Linked DNA regions of Homo sapiens: region 1 is linked to region 2. A link is an interaction called in ENCODE POLR2A ChIA-PET data of the cell type or tissue named here. Cell type or tissue: PC-3. All regions are shown on one strand. Links, peaks and the distances in the headings refer to the core of each region. The heading gives the core; the rest is flanking DNA.

Region 1 (8,324 bases), core at 245-8,244, 81 kb before region 2:
ATGCTGTTTTCTATCTCCTGGTATCCCTGCCTGCTGAGAGCTCTTGGCCACTGGCCTGGCCACCAAGGTCCTGTTCTCTTCACCCTGGCCTCAGCTCAAGCCAGGGCCCGGCTCCTGTCTGGGGAGGGGCTGCCAGCTACTTCTGACCCCCAACAGGTTCCAGGTTCCATCTTCTTTTCTTGTTTCCCTGCCAGGGCAGTGAATGATGCCTGCCCAGACCCCAATCAGAGACTCAGCCTAACAGATGCTGAAGATCCTCTGGCCAACGTGATCACCACTGTGTGGTCCTGGCCTAGTAAAAGGGGCACACATGTTGACACTAGCCAGGAACAAAGGGATGAGCCTTCTGGTGGGTGCAAGGACCCTGCACAACATACAAACAGTAACGAAGGTCACACTTTATCATTAAGTCCTCCACCAGCACATGTGCTCCAAAGGCACCAACTGGGCCAGACTCCATCTAGGTCCTGGAGACAGCAGGGAACAAGACAGACACGGTCCCCATACTCATTGGGCTCGTGGGCTAGCGGGAGAGACAGAGAGTGAACTAGTGAACAAATGGGTGCATAGGACAAGCTTTGAGAGTGTAAAGAAAGAAAAGCAGTGGGGGTGGGAAGAGTAACTTTGGGAATGGGGACACCCTGCAGCTGGGAGGGCGTTGGGGATAGCTCTGCAGCTTTGGGTGGCACTGAGCCTGGAGACCCAGGCAATGAGCAGGAGCTGGCCATGCAGACAACTTGCAGAAGGGATGTCCCAGGTGAAAGGAACTACAAGTGCAGTGGCCCTGAGGCAGAGACCTAGAGCCCAGAATGGCTGCCCAGGAGGGGTGGGAAGGGCAAAGGAAGCAGGTGGATTTTATTTGAGGATGGCAAAGCACCTCTTCAGAGCCTAGCAGGGGAGTGCTGTGATCTGACCCTCATTTCTAAGGGAGGTATCTGTACTCATGAGGGCCTGGAGGCAAGAGGCCAGAAAGAAGGATCTGGAGGGTAGAGTGTGGGAGCGGGGGCAGAAAGAGGTGAGGGCAGCAACTCTGTGACTCTGGGTTGGGTTCCTACCCCACTAGCAGAGGTTGTCCTCATCTACAGCTGAAGAGGGAAGGCCTCAGAGAGGGGTGGTGAGAGGCAGAGCCAGAGTTCACATCCTGATTCCAGACATTGTTTGGAATAACCACTGCTCTATTCTGCCTCCAAGGGTCTGGCTTGCTAAAGCCTAGGCACCCACAGGTTCAGAAGGCATGCAGGAGGATGGGGAGATTCAGGAGGGCTTTCTGGAGGAGGGGGTCTGGGGGCTGGGCCCTAGAGGATTCTGCCTCCAGGTGGGAAATGGGTTTGGAGATTGATCCTGTGTGGCGTCCCTCCCTGGATTCACAAGCCTCCCTCTGGAACAACCTTCGGACAGAAATGCTGCTAAGCCATCTAGGTATTTCTTGTTGCCCCCAAGGAGTGTTTGCTGGATACCACCCCCCTTCCAGACATACCACTGGGGTATCATTGGTGCCAGTGTGTACATCTCACTAGGTCCCTGCACCTAGGCTGGACTTTTAATCTACTGACTGAGCAAATCTCTCCTGGCCAAGGCTGGACACACAGCTGAGTGGGGCTGGGGTCCATGACTAGGCCCACCTCACTCTCAGATGGGGACCCTCCCGTCCTGCACGGTTGCCCACAGTGAAGTGGAAGGCGAGGGGCCGGGGGCCTAAAGGCCTAGAGGCCTGACTACGAAGGCAGGAAGACTCAGGGTCTGTGCATAGGACATCCCAGACTTCTCCAGCTCTCATAAAGGCCCTCTTCCTCCAGGAGAAGTAGGCCCTGTGCAAGCCTGGGCAGCCTTTGACACCAACCTGCTAGACCAGTTTTAAGATAAAGTAGACTTGAGCTTTGCCGGAAATTCAACAGCCTCTCATGGTGGATGTGTCCTCCCTATCCCTCCCTGGCTCCCGTGGACCACCCAAGGGGTCACTCCAAGAGTCACTCTGGGGCAGCAGGCTGGAGTTCCCACGTCTGAGACTCAAGCTAGAGGAGGTCCCTGGAGGTTTGATTTTGGTCAGAATGCAGACCTCAGAGTGGTTGGAGAGTGGCTGGGCCTGGATGCTGGGGAATGGGGAGTGAATGGAAACCGATGCTCATCTCTGAGCAGGAGGAGACACAGCAGGCCCAGGGAAGGGGAGCTTTTCTGATGTGGTCAAAGCTTCCTGCTCAGTGGAAAGAGAGTTGCTTCCATGGCCCGGGCCTCATTAAAACAGGCAGGGCCTCTGAGGGCTATGGGAACCTAGGATTGCCATGACTCCTCCAGGCAGCCCTCCAGGACTGTCTCACCCACACAGACCCTACTAGTGAGATGCTTGCGCTGGCACCGATGATGCCCTGATGACATGCCTGGTGGGGAGGGTGGTATCCAGCAAATGCTCCTCAGGCAGAGTCCTGCTCCAGGGACTCTCCCCACACCCAGCACCCATGAGCCAGATGGGGCCCTTCCTGTCACCAGAGCTGGGCTCCTCCACCAGAGGTGGGGATTGCACTCATAGTCCAGACTGGGCCAAAGCTCTGTTCTTCAAAGTGCCTCTCAGCCCTCAGCCTCCTCCCAGGAAGCACTTCACTGCTCCCACCCCCACCAGCCCCACATCAGTGACATCACTTGTGTGTGTGTGTGTGTGTGTGTGTGTGTGTGTGTGTGTGTGTGTGTGTGTGTGTGTGTGCGCGCGCACGCGCGCACGCATGCTTGTGCTGACCTTTCCACTTGGCCAACATTCCTTTGTTTTTCTCAGCTCCTTCCAGTGGATGGCTGTGGGAGGAGGAGCTGCTGGGAGAGTAGGTTCTCAGGAAACATTTCCCCCAAAGCCCCAGGGACACGGAGCCCACGAGACATGAGAAAATGAGGCTTAACCAGGAGGAGAGGTGTTCCAAGGGCAGTTTGAGGGGTGTGGGTGAGAGAAAAGGAGAGATCCTGGCAGAGATCACTGTTAACCCAGGTGTGTGCATGCCTGCGGGGGCGTGCTCCCGGGCATCCTTGCCAGATCAGCACCATCAGCCTGGCACCTAGTGGGCAAGCTGAGCTTATAAGGGCAGGCAAAGCTGGGTGGCCCTAGGAAGTTGCTGCATCTCGCCAGGACATATATGGCTCAAAGTAGGCCAGGGTCCTGGGTTTGCTGTTGTGGGATCAATTCACTTTCTCTCCTACCCAGAGGTGCCTGGTTGGGAGCTGTGGGCTTTGGGGGCAGGAGCACCTCCTCCCAGCACCTTGACAATCACCCCCTTTCTCTTCTGGGTCTCAGTGAGTAACTAGGGTGGGTGCTAGCTTCCAGAGGATCCCTGGGCCTTGTGTAGGGCAGAGAAGGCCTGGCGTGGGCACCCCCCACCCCCAGCCTGGGTGAGGTGTTTTCGCCAGAATTGCAGCAGCTGGGGCTGGAGGCCTCTTCCCAGGAAGAGCAGAGCGCCGCTTCCAAGAACTCAGAGGAGGCCGCAGGCGGGAGGGGGAGCGGGGGAGTTAATTTTAAACCACACTGCCTTCAACGCTTCTCAGGAACTGGTTGCTCAACGTGATCTGGCAGGTCCCAGGCGGCTGGGCAGGCCTGGTGCCAGCTCAGAAGTGGCGGGTGGAGGACACGCCCCAGGGGGAGGCCTGGTGACCTTGAGGGAAGTAGGGCCCTGTCCTTGACCACTTACCAGGGCCTGTCCCTCATTCACCCGACCCAACTTTGCTGGGGGGTGTGAGGTGGGGTAATTTATTCAGTTCTAACCAGGAAAGGTAAAATTATAACAGGATTAATAACACAAGTGTCATGGCCTTCCAAGGGCCCCAAGACGATCCCATCCCCCTTCCCTGCTCAGAACCTGCCTGTCCTGCACCCTGGCCTGTCCTCTGGAGGTTATCTGATGAGGGCCTATTCTGAGGGTAAGGCCTGTGCTGATTCTCTATGGGATGGGACCCTGGTGCCAGGCTAGTGGGGGGAGTAGAGTCGGGGGGTGGAGGGTGGCATGTGGCAAGCTGGTGGAAGTTCTGGACCAAGGGAATGAGCCTCCTTCTTGTGCAGGGAGAACTCATGGGCCCGCACCCCATGGTTGACTGCAGTCAAAGCACCTGCATTTCACCGACCTCCTGTTGGAGGTGTTGACCACCCTAGTGTGGCCAACCACTCCCGGCTGACAGCCTAGGCCCACCTCCCAATGTTTGGTCCATGGAATGTTCTACCTGCAGAGGCACCTCCCAGTGCACCCCCTTCCCCCACTACCCCCACTGGCTGCCCTCTGAGACCCCAGCAGTCTGGGCAGAGCAGGTCTCAAGTTCTAGGAAAGGATCCTAAGCAAATGCTGCCAAGAGCTGCAGTTCTTGGAACCAGCACTGCAGGGCGAGGGGACACTTCCTGGAACCTGCTGGCCCTTCCAGGGAGTGAGGCTCAGAGGACAGCCAGTGACCTGGGGTAAGTGGGGGGAGAGGGTACTGAGCCCTTAGCTTCGGTCTCTGCCTCCAGGAAGCCCTCCCTGACTGCAGGTGCCTCCTTAGACTCCTCCATCCCGGTGCTGGATCTGGCATGACCTCTGAAGTGCCCGGTGTCCAGCCTGGCAGAGTGGACGACGAGAAACAGGTGTTAGTAGAGAAAAAAAGGGCATGTGTACCTATGGAGGCAGCGTGTGGGTGTGGGTCCACAGTGAAAGCAGGAGGTTAGACAGGAGTGTCCTGCCTAGGCCAGTGAGCAGCCGGGGGTGTGAAGCACCAAGGGAGAGTAGGAGGGAAAACAAGGTGGGGTCAGCAGTGCCAGGCCCTGCTCACTGAGCCCCCTTTGCTGGTGGGCAGCCTCTGGCTCTAGTCACTCCTTCAGGACAGCCTTGTCTCACCCACACTTCCCTGTCCCACAGCAGGGGGCCCAGGCCCCAGCTTCAGCATCAAGCCACCCAGGACATGCATCTGGCCTTTTGGAAAATAGCCTGGAGAATGCAGAGGAGAGGCTGCAGTGAGTGGGCACTGACAACTGTCTGGGACTGGGTTGAAGTCTGGCCACATTTCAAGGGAATGGCCATGAGTGTTCCCATCACAGGATCCCAGGAGCAGCATTGTTAGAGCAGGGGCCTGGAAGTATGGCTGAGGGTGCTGAGTGAGCAGGTCAGGGTCACATAGCTGGGAGGCACTAGGACAACCTTTTAACCACTCATGACCCCTTTACCTTCAGAATGGAGAACCTCCCCTGGCCAAGGCTGGACGGGGTGTCGGCAAGAACTTGCCTCTCTCCTCCCACCCTCAGGTCACTCCTTGGCCCTCACTGAGCACAGCGCCAAGCGTGCTACCCATCCACCCCAATGTCACAGAGAAGATGGGGACAATGCTGGCGTTAAGAAGGGCTAGGACCCAGTGGGTGGGTGGCAGCTGTGAGGTGGGGCTATGGCAGAGAGGTCCTCCCTCCCCTGTAGGAGGGCAGTGGGGCAGCCCAAGGACACAGGTCATTGCTGTGCTTGTACTCTGCAGTGGCCAGTTCTCAGAAGCTACCTGGGGCAGCTGGCAGTGGGTGGGAGTGCTGCATTCTCTGTCACTTAGAGGCCTTGATGCCTGCACCCAGGTCAGGCTGGCTGTGGCTGGAAAGAACCTGCTGTGGATGAAGTTGACCTGGGACCCACGTGACCTGAGTGAAAAGAGCTATGGGTTTGCAGGGGACACCGGTGCCCTGCTGCAGGTGGTTCTAGAGCTAGGTATCCTGCATCGTGACTTGAGCAAGTCATGAACCCACTCTGAGCCTCAGTTTCCCACTCTGTTTTTGGTGTTTGGTTTGGTTTGGTTTTGAGACAGGGTCTCACCCTGTTGCCCAGGCTGGAGTCCAGTGGCACAATCTCGGCTCACTGCAGCCTCTACCTCCTGAGCTCAAGCGATCCTCCCACCTCAGTCTCCCAAGTAGCTGAGACTACAGGTGTGTGCCACCACACCCCACTAATTTTTTGTACAGATCTAGTTTCACCATGTTGCCCAGGCTGGTCTGAACTCCTGGGCTCAAGCAATTCTCCTCCCTCGGCCTCCCAAAGCACTGGGATTACAGGCGTGAGCCACTGCACCGGGCCTCCACCTCTACTTTGGGGACAATGTTATCACTTGCCTTATGGAATCGTTGTAAGGAGGAAATGTGTAGACTTGGTGATTTTTGTTTCTCCTCGGAGTCTTCCCCTGGATCCCAACTCACCCCTCCAGCTCCCACTTCACCATGAGCCCATGGAGACATGAGCCCCAGAAGAGCTCTTTCTCTGGTCTCTATTGCAGCAAGAAGTACCTGTGGGCACACTGGAGCATAGGCCTTGATGTTTGCAGTGCTCCAGGCAAAAGGACAAGTGGAGGCTCACATACCAGAATCTAAATATTAAACAACCATAAATCAAGCTGCTAATGAAATGTGTTCTATCCTCCTACTGAACAAATAAGCTTTCATAGGAGTAAAAACATCTGTAAATCTACAGTTTTTATATATCTGAAAGTCAGCAGATATCCAAAATGATGAAACTTAGTAATTATCACTCATGTCCAGGTGTTCAGTGACCTGAGGTTTAAGTGAGAGAATGAAGACTTGCCTGATGCCTAAGATATTCTGTATTTATTCTGTAACATTGATTCTCCTCGTCTTTAGTCTAGTAAAATGATTGATTATGTTGTTACAGTCAAGACTTCTACACTATTACTGTTCTTTTCATAGTAATGATTAAAAAGATTAAAATAAGGCTGGGCATGGTGGCTCACACATGTAATCCCAGAGCTTTGAGAAACCAAAGTGACAGGATTGCTTGAGGCAGGAGTTCAAGTTTACAGTAAGCTATGACTATACTACTGTACTCCAGACTGGGCAACAGAGCAAGACCCTGTCTATAAAAAAAATAATAATTTTTAAAAAGACTAAAATAAAATATTGGCCAGGTGTGGTGGCTCACACCTGTAATCCCAGCACTTTGGGAGGCCAAGGCAGGTGGATCACCTGAGGTCAGGAGTTCAAGACCAGCCTGGCCAACATGGTGAAACCTCATCTCTACTAAAAATACAAAAATTAGCCAGGCATGGTGGCACACACCTGTAATCCCAGCTACTTGGGAGGCTGAGGCAGGAGAATTTCTTGAACCCAGGAGGCAGAGGTTGCAGTGAGCCGAGATCCACACCATTGCACTCCAGCCTGGGTGACAAGAGTGAAACTCCATCTCAAAAAAATAAATTAATTAATTAAATAATGAAATAAAATATTACATTCAAAGAACACAAAAATATGTTAAATTAAATGAGATATGTCAAAATTTCAAAAGATGATATAGTCCAAAAAGTTATTGTTATTTTAAAATTAATTTAATTATTATTATTATTTTTTGAGACAGGGTCTCACTCTTTTGCCCAGGCTGAAGTGCAGTGGTGTAATCTTGGCTCTCTGTAGCCTTGACCTCCTGGGCTTAAGTGATCCTCCCACCTTAGCCTCCCAAGTAGCTGGTACTACAGATGTGTGCCACCACACTCCACTAATTTTTTTGTATTTTTTGTACAGATGGAGTTTTGCCATGTTTCCCAGGCTACTCTCAAACTCCTGGGCTCAAGGGATTCTCCTGCCTCAGCTTCTCAATGCGCTGGGACTTCAGATGTAAGCCACTGTGCCTGGCCTTAATTTTAATTATTTTTTTTGGCGGGGGGGTCTTGCTGTGTCACCCAGGCTAGAGCGCAGTGGTGTGATCATAGCTCAGTGACACCTCAAACTCCTGGGCTCAAGGGATCCTCCCACCTCGGCCTCCCCAAGTAGCTGGGACGACAGGCACCCACCAGCACACCTGGCTAATTTTTGTATTTTTTATAGAGATAGGGTTTCACCACATTGCTCAGGCTGGTCTTGAACTCCTGAGCTCAAGCGATCCACCCATTTCAGCCTCCCAAAGTGCTGAGATTACAGGCGTTAGCCACCACACCCAGCCTAAAAAGTTATTTTTAAAATAATCAAAATCACTTAGTAAAATTGAGGCAAAACAAACTATAAGTTATACTTGTATTAAAATTTAAATTAAGATTTAAAACTAAAATTTTACTTAACTTTTTGAAATTGTTATTAAATATTGCTAAATGTTTTTATGAAAAGAAATCTTAGCAGAGTGTGGTGGCTCACACTTGTAATCCCAGCACTTTGGGAGGCCAAAGTGGGAGGATCGCTTGAGTCCATGAGTTTGAGACCAATCTGGGCAACATAGTGAGACCCTTTCTCTACAAAAAATATTTTAAAAATTAGCCACACATGGCAGTGCATGTCTGTAGTTCAGCTACTTGGGAGGCTGAGGCCAAAGGATCACTTAAGCCCAGGATTTCGAGGCTGCAGTGAGCCATGATTGTGCCAC
Region 2 (8,324 bases), core at 143-8,142:
ACAGGTCTCATGACCTCCTTGTCCTGTGTGAGGAGACAGGACCCCTTTCGCTAGAAGTGGAAACTGAAGCTCAGTGAGTTTAACTAACTTGTCCAAGGTCAGCAATTTGCAAGTGGCTGAGCTATGACTTGAGCCTGGGTCCTATTGCCGCCCTTCCACTCCCACCTGAGCCAGGACGCAGGCTAAGCTGGGCTTGTAGCTTGCCAGTCTCCTAAACCCCTGTAAATCCCTCCTGGGAGCAGGAAGTGTCAGAGGAGTAATTAAATGATTGAGTGAGCAAGGCCAGCGACTGGAACAAGGCACTCGGCCACACCAGGTGTCCTTCCAAATAGCCACATGTCCCCAGCTGGGGGCTCCAAGGGCCTGAGCTGGTAGGAGGGGCCTCTCTCCCTGCCAGGGGTGGGAGTCAGGCTGACTGTCAGTCCTTGGTGCAAGACCACTGGAGAGTGGGCTCAGGGCTCCGTAGGGCAAATTGTTCCCCCTGAGTGACCCATTACTACATTACTGTCACCGTTCCATGCGGTGAGCTCACAACCCGAAGGAGTGGACCGTGGACAGATGAATGAGTATAGTATGAGGTTGCTGAGGTGGGGGCAGGGCCTGATTCCTGACTCTTTTTTTTTTTTTTTTTTTTTTTAGCTGTCACCCTGGCTGGAGCACAGTGGTACAGTCTCGGCTCACTGCAACTTCTGCTTCCTAGGTTCAAGCAATTCTCCTGCCTCAGCCTCCCAACTAGCTGGGACTACAGGCATGCACCACCGTGCCTGGCTAATTTTTGTATTTTTAGTAGAGATGGGTTTTCACCATGTTGTCCAGGGTGGTCTCGAGCTCCTGACCTCAAGTGATCTGCCTGCCTTGGCCTCCCAAAGTGCTGGGATTACAGGTGTAAGCCACCGTGCCCAGCCTTGAGGCTGACTTCTTAGGGTCCCATCTCAACTTGAGCAGGCCCCTCAGAGCCAGGTGTAGGAGTAAGACACACTGCGTTTCTTCCCACTTGCAGAAGCCCCTTGATGACTCTACACCCCCAATCCACAACCCTGACTCAGCGGCTTAGTCCAGCTCTCCTTACCTCCCACCCCAACTGCCTTAATGACTTTTTAATAAATTGAAAAATTGTTTCAATACCAAATACGATCCCGGGACATTGTTCATGACTGTATTGAGCTTAAGTCAAACGCTTTGCGTCCCCAAATCCGACTGATTAATAATTACAAGGAGCAAGTCTGTCTTTACTGTAATGTGTTTAGGAAAAGTGATGGATTTAATTTTTTTATCGGCCAAAGTAAGAAAATGTAATCTTTCTGAAAGTATCTAAAACAACAATGCACCATAATTAGTTTCTCTGGAAACAGGCATAATGGAATAGAATAATAAATCACTTCTCCTTTTGTCCCTTTCCTCTGATGGAGAGAGATTTCCCTTCCATGGGGCTGGGAATGGGACAAGGAACAGAACTGGGGGAGATGTGCAGCTCTGGCTCCTCTCTGTTGAGTCTGCAGATTTGGCCCTGCCCCACCCACCAAGAAGTTCAGGGTGCAACTCCTCTATTCCCAGGTCAGACCCCAAACATTTCTCAGGAGCTGGGACCCAGACTCCAGGGTTGTGGGTGTTCCTGCCTCCCTCACCAGTCAGATCCATACCCATTGCCTTTGACATCTCCCTTCCTGGGCAGCCAAGATGACATACCTTGGGGGACTGCAGTGACAAATTATTATTTTGGTTGACTGTTTAGGCATCCCAAGATGAGGGAAGTACAATAGACCAGCAGAGAAGGACTCTTAATTTGTGACTGGAATAGCTCAGTTACTAACTTTCCTGATGTGCCCCTGCCCCCAGCTTAGGTGGCTGGGGAAAAAGGGAAGAGGGAAACATCAGAAAGAGGGGAGAGGGTGAGGGGGTGGGTCCAGTTCAGCCTCCAGCTTCCTTCAGGCAGCCCCCTGGGGTGGCTTACCAGACAGAGTTCAGTCTTCCTGGGCCCTGCCCCCATTGTAGGGCAGCCTTGCCTGGCAACCTCCACAGTCCTCTTCCCCTGCACCCCCATCCTGAGCCAACCCCTGAGGTGTGGGTTGTTCTCATCAGAAACTCCCGTTTACCGGGTGCTCCCCGCTTAGCTGCCACCCTGCCCCAGGCCTACAATCAGTGATGACAGGATAATTGTTTGTTTATTGATCCTGACCAGCCTTCTGTGGCCTAGTGATGGATGATGTGGGAAGAGCCCTGCTTGCCTGGGCACAGGCACCCCAGTACCGGAAGAATCAGACGTGGGCTAGCCTGGACCCATCCCCATCCTGACACATCACTGCCCCTCTTCTGGCCTTGGCCTATGATGATGGAGCAAAATGAGCCCCAAATTGGGAATCTGGAGCCCTGGGTCTGAACCCCAGAATTCTAGACTGTTACCCAGAGGCCTCAGGCAGCCATCTTCCTCCTTCCCTGCAATCCCTAGCCTCGGATCTCCTCCTACAGCCCAAACCCTGGGGCTAGACCAGACTGCAGGGACCCTCAGCCAGGTTTGAATTTGGAGGATCAGCATGAGACTAGGGTGCCCCAGCTGGTGCCTGATAGATGCTTGCACAGACCCGGAGGCTCACAGCCCACACCAGCCATTCTATACCCATTGCCTTTGACATCTCCTTTCCTGGGCAGCCAAGATGACATGCCTTGGGGGACTGGAGCCCTGGGGCTGAACCCCAGAATTCCAGACTGTTACCCAAAGGCCTCATTCCTCTCTCTGCGTACCTCATTCACCCTCCTCCTCTCTCTTGGCCTTCTTGCTGAAGCTGGCCCATCCTCTCCCTCTCTGTACCCTCCTGAGACAATCCCAGCTGCTTCCTGCCCCAGCCTCTCCCATTGCAACTCACCACACCCATAGCCAGAGCCACTGTCCAAGGCCCAGCTCAGACCCTCCTTCCCTTTCCACAAGGCTCCCCTGGGACAGGACAGGCTCCCACGTGCTGCTGGCTAACCCAGCCTCATCTCCGGGGGCATTCTTTCCTGGAGTCCCAGAGCCTTGCCCATCTGCCTCCTGAGGAAAGGCTCTCTGGCATCTGGGAGCCAGGGCCTGGAGCAGGATGTAGGGGTGGGTTGCCCCTCCACACCTGTGGGTGTTTCTCGTAAGGTGGAACGAGAGACTTAGGAAAGAAAAAGACACAGAGACAAAGTATAGAGAAAGAAATAAGGGGACCCGGGGAACTAGCGTTCAGCATATGGAGGATCCTGCCAGCCTCTGAGTTCCCTTAGTATTTATGGATCATTCGTGGGTGTTTCTCGAAGAGAGGGATGTGTCAGGGTCACAAGACAATTGTGGGGAGAGGGTCAGCAGACAAACACGTGAACAAAGGTCTTTGCATCATAGACAATGTAAAGGATTAAGTGCTGTGCTTTTAGATATGCATAACATAAACATCTCAATGCTTTACAAAGCAGTATTGCTGCCCGCAGGTCCCACCTCCAGCCCTAAGGCGGTTTTTCCCTATCTCAGTAGATGGAGCATACAATCGGGTTTTATACCGAGACATTCCATTGCCCAGGGACAGGCAGGAGACAGATGCCTTCCTCTTGTCTCAACTGCAAGAGGCATTCCTTCCTCTTTTACTAATCCTCCTCAGCACAGACCCTTTACGGGTGTCGGGCTGGGGGACAGTCAGGTCTTTCCCTTCCCACGAGGCCATATTTCAGACTATCACATGGGGAGAAACCTGGGACAATACCTGGCTTTCCTAGGCAGAGGTCCCTGCGGCCTTCCGCAGTTTTTGTGTCCCTGGGTACTTGAGATTAGGGAGTGGTGATGACTCTTAAGGAGCATGCTGCCTTCAAGCATCTGTTTAACAAAGCACATCTTGCACTGCCCTTAATCCATTCAACTCTGAGTTGACAACACATGTTTCAGAGAGCACGGGGTTGGGGGTAAGGTCACAGAATCTCAAGGCAGAAGAATTTTTCTTAGTACATAACAAAATGGAGTCTCCTATGTCTACTTCTTTCTACACAGACACAGTGACAATCTGATCTCTCTTGCTTTTCCCCACACAGGAAGCACAGCCTGTGATCCCAGGAAGACTGAGGAAGCCCCACCTGAACCCTCACAATCCTGCTGGACCAGGGGGCTGGAGGACATGGATAGGTGGGGCAAGGAGTGAAGGCAGGGAGAGGAAGAGAAATCGGATCTCCACTGTTGGTGGGTGCCAAATCCACCTGATCCCCTTGCTTCCTGGCTAAAGGTAGGATTGCACCTTCCTGCCCCCTGGTGGTCATGCAGGGGTGCGTGCCTGGTTCCGGCGATGAGTGGTGAGCAGAGGCAGCACTTTCAGGACAGGGCTTTTAATTGCTGGTGTGAGACCTTTTAGGGGCCGGATCTCCCTCCACCATGACAACAGTCAGTTTTCCAGAATTTGGCTATCTGGCCAGCCGGGGCTCAGTATGAGAATGACACAGAACAGAGCCTCAGCTGACCCATGAAGAGCAGGGAGCAGGAAAAAGAGATAAATCTTCATTATTTTAAACCAGTAAGATTTTAGGGTTGTTGTCATTGCAACCTAACTGAGCCCATCCTGACTGGTACGAGGAGGAAGGATCTTCGCTGTGAGCAGCTGGTATTGGAACAGGGGAGGGGAGGGATGGAAGCGACCATAGTCTATATGCCAGGGGGCTGGCTTCTCTCTCTTGTTTAGATGGCATGGCCCTTTCTCTCTCTGTGCCTTGGTCTCCCTACCACTAAGCTGCCTGTATATCTTTTGGGACTGTGGGAACAGTGTAAAAGTGTCTTGAGTCGGGGAAGAGTGAGCACAGGTGACTGTGGATGGGGATGGTGATAGTGAGTCCCAGTGGGGCAGGGCAGGGTGAGGGAGTCGCTGCTACTATAAGGGTGACAGCAATGTGACCATGATGGGGACAGCAGCACTGAACTGCTGGAGGCAGTGTTGGTGATGGTGTTTGTGCTGGCAGTGAGGGTGCTGACAGCAATTGAGTCCCTGCCTGTCAGCCTAGCCCAGGTCCTGACTTCCACCAGGGCACAGGCACGGCAGTGATCACAGCATTCCCAGATGGAAGGCCCCAAACATTGATTAATTACCTCTGCTGGAGCTGGCTAATTGTCCACTGATCTCTGCCCTGTCTGCCTGACCTGGGCGAGCCTTCCAGAGCAGTACCGCATGGCATCAGGGCAGGGCTTTTCCAGATATGCCAGCCTCATGTCCTCTTCATTAGCCTTAGATGAGCAGCCCCTCACTGTGCACAATGCAGGCTCCTTCTGGGAAGCTGGGTGTTGTGCTGGGCAACTATACAAGGCATCAGATGGTGTTTTCCTGAAACTTGATGAGCACAATATGGAGTTGCCATGTGCCAGTGATGTGCGCCGGGTGCAGTCTGTTGGGGGTGGGGTGCTCAGGGACGTGGCCAACGGAGTCCACCCTTGGATGCTCCTTATAGATGTCGTGGAAGTAGCCTTGGCTCCATCAGCAAAAATCTCTGCCCCTTCCATGAGGGACCTTGCACTGGCCGCTGAGGGCACCATGGATTCAGCAATGATTCCACCCTGCCTTGCCCCCTGGGAGTCCCAGTCTGAGAGAGGAGGCAGTTCCAGACCCAGACATACCCAGTACGATGTGTTTGACATGGACATCTAGTCAAGCGCCAGGCCGGAGCAGCTCTCTGATCCTAAAAGCCTCTGCCTCCAGCCCGTCTCACTCCTGATACTGATGGGCAAACTGAGGTTGGGAATGGGTGAGGTAGGTCCCAGGCCACACCAGGATGAGCTGGGCCAGGGCCACAATCTTGTCTCCTGGCTGGGGCTCCTCACGCCACACCCCACCTCCTCATTCTGAGCTCTATTTTTGCTGGAAGGCACAGATGAAGATTAAAAAAAAAAAAAAAAAAAAAAAATCCTCTGTTTTGTTTTTGCTGAATCAGCACTTCTGTCATCCCAATCTGAAGGGCTTGGCTTGTCTGCTCTGAGGGGGAAAATGCTTCCATTTAAAAGCAGAACTAAAAGAAAAACATCCACAGGCCCCATTTCACTGCGCCAGACACGATGAGCAAACCATGGTCGTTAACATGATAAAAGTCACTTTGTCTGGGTGTAAAATTCATTTTTCCCCATTTAGCACATGGTGCATTTGCATCATGCTGCAGTTCCCAGGCTGTGATCTCCTCCCAAGGATGTCCCAAAATTGTTCCCATTCCCCAGGCAGGGTCCCTAAGACCTAGGCCTGGTGAGGCTGGGGCCACAGCAGCTGTTCCCTTGTCCGTGAGGTTTTCTTCCTGGCAGCATCAAGGGAGACCTTGAATCCCCATATTTTCCAGCCAGGCCTGGAGGGGACTTGGCAGGATGAATGAGTGGAGTATCTGGGCACCCCAATGCACCCCCGTTGGCCCAGTCCTTGCCCTGGCTCTGCCACACAGTACCCACAGGGATCTCCCTGTCCAGCAGCCTGACCCAGAGTCCCATCTGCACCCCCTCAGCCCCAGAGCAGGGCCTCACCCACTCCTGCCTCAGAGAGGGAAGGGAGTTGCCTTTGGTCACCTGTGCAGCTGAGGCAGGGCTCATTCAGTTCCACCACACCAGGGCCGAGAGTTCAAATCCCATCATTACCAGTGCCAGGGCCAACAAGGGTCAAACACCAGGGCTGAAGCCGACAGCTTGAGTCCTGCTTCCCATCCTGTCTTAGAATATAGCCTCAGAGCTTCCTCTCACTTGGATTTAGTTTCCCCAACTATACAGTGACCTGTTCCATGGGCCAGACTCTGAGGTCCTTTTCAACTGTATCCTTCCCTGAAAGTTGTTCAAACATCATCAACTCTTCAGCCTGAGCCTTCTGGGGGACCCAGCACCATGGGGGCACCACAGCTGTGGGCCAAGTGGCAAGTGGACAGAGTGGGCAAGAAGCAGCAGGCCAAAAAAGACCCAGGGCCTCCTACAAGGCCCCAGCCCCAGCTTTCCCCACAGAGGCTGAGCTGGCTCCTGGAGGAGCTGGCATCAGTCTGCTGCCTCAGATGGCCCAGGTGAAGCAGCTGCCAATGCTGAGTCTGTGGGTAAGATCCAGCCCCAGGGCTTTAGGAGGTGGGAGCGGAGGCCTCCTTTCTGCAGAGCTTTGCCAGCAGGCATGGGAAAAGGGGGAAGGCCAGGACTTCCAGGCCCCTGCCCCTCAGCCCTGGGGACTTAGACACAGTTACTGATAACACTACCAGCTGCAATGGGCAAGGAAACAAAGACAGCCCCTCCTGGAGAGAAGGAATGCAGAGGGCCCTGCGGAGAGTGGAAGAGGAGCCAAAGAGGAAATGAGCATTGGCCCCAAGAAGGAGAGGGAGGGACCCCTTAGGTAGCATCCTTACCTGGCCCAGGGGTGGGCCTGGGGAGTGGACTCAGAACTCACAATCTGGAGAAATGGATTCACAAGCAGCCCTGCCCTGCCCCCCTGACTGGAGAGCCAGAGAGCCTGCGAAGGCCTGGGCAGCAGACGGGAGTCCTGCTAAAAGTAGGGAACATGTCCAGGCTACAGGGGCAGCAGAGCAGGCTGCAGGCCCTTTAGAGATGACGCTGGGGTCCCCACATGACTTTTTCTGGGACAAGCAGGACCCCAGCAAGGCCATAGTCCAGCCTCAGGGCACGGTGTGAACTGTCCCTCCCCTCCAGTCCGGGCCATGGAGACTCTGTGCTCCACACCCACAACTTACATCCTGCTGCCTGAAGAGGGGCCCCTGGCTGCTGGCCAGAGCACAGTTCTCAGGGACTCTGAAGCCCCTGGGGAGGGGCAAGGGGCCCGGCCCTGATGGGAGGGTGCGGGAGGCGCAGTGCGCAGGGCAGGCGGGGCCCGGCAACAGCTGTTCACTTACTGAAGCTATTTTGTAATATTGCCAGAGCTTTTAAAATAATCCCATTTCGGCAGAATATTCCCAGCTAATTGGAGCTGTCTCTTTCTTATTAAACAGAAAGGTTATAAAAATGTGTGTTGAGGGTTTAAGAGCAATACCTCTCGGCTGCTCTGATTGTTATGACAAGGATAACGTACCGGAAGCCCATGCTTGGCTGGCTGGGCGGAGCAGGCTCTGGTGGCTGGGCAGGGGCAGCGGTGGGGAAAGGGGCGGGCAGAGGAGCAAGGACAGGGGCAGGGACAGGGGCAGCAGCAGGGCCGGGCTGGCTCTCCTCGTGGCCCCCCGCACAGCACACGCTTGAGGAATGGCAGCCTTCCCCAGAACAATTGCTCTCTAAACACTTAGGCTGCTGTGACAGGGCTGTCCATCACCCAGGCCTCTGACTGGGGGAATTCGCATAATTTACTGAGAGGCAGAGGAGAAATGGGGAACTGATTCCAATTAGCTGAGCTGGG

The links. ChIA-PET counts read pairs that join two places held together with the same protein. Peaks named below come from ENCODE experiments on the same cell type or tissue, not always from the same donor. Only the 100,000 strongest peaks of a DNase experiment are listed, where the experiment ranks them.
Region 1: POLR2A ChIA-PET joins it to region 2 with 16 read pairs; 7 of 35 experiments call an interaction of 5 or more read pairs at or near these places.

What each region holds. Positions count from the first base shown.
Region 1 is chr3:50,596,426-50,604,749 of GRCh38, reverse strand. No RefSeq gene overlaps it. Among named protein-coding and RNA genes, the nearest start is that of CISH, 11 kb to the left of the region's middle. RefSeq lists an enhancer at 2,023-5,703. In PC-3, for the core only: no CTCF peak of the experiment used is centred there; a DNase peak (open chromatin) is centred at 3,509; H3K4me3 peaks cover 351 bases; H3K27ac peaks cover 1,115 bases.
Region 2 is chr3:50,515,597-50,523,920 of GRCh38, reverse strand. No RefSeq gene overlaps it. Among named protein-coding and RNA genes, the nearest start is that of CACNA2D2, 16 kb to the right of the region's middle. RefSeq lists enhancers at 342-851, 7,663-8,301. In PC-3, for the core only: a CTCF peak has its summit at 4,257 (motif pointing left); a DNase peak (open chromatin) is centred at 4,230; H3K27me3 peaks cover 942 bases.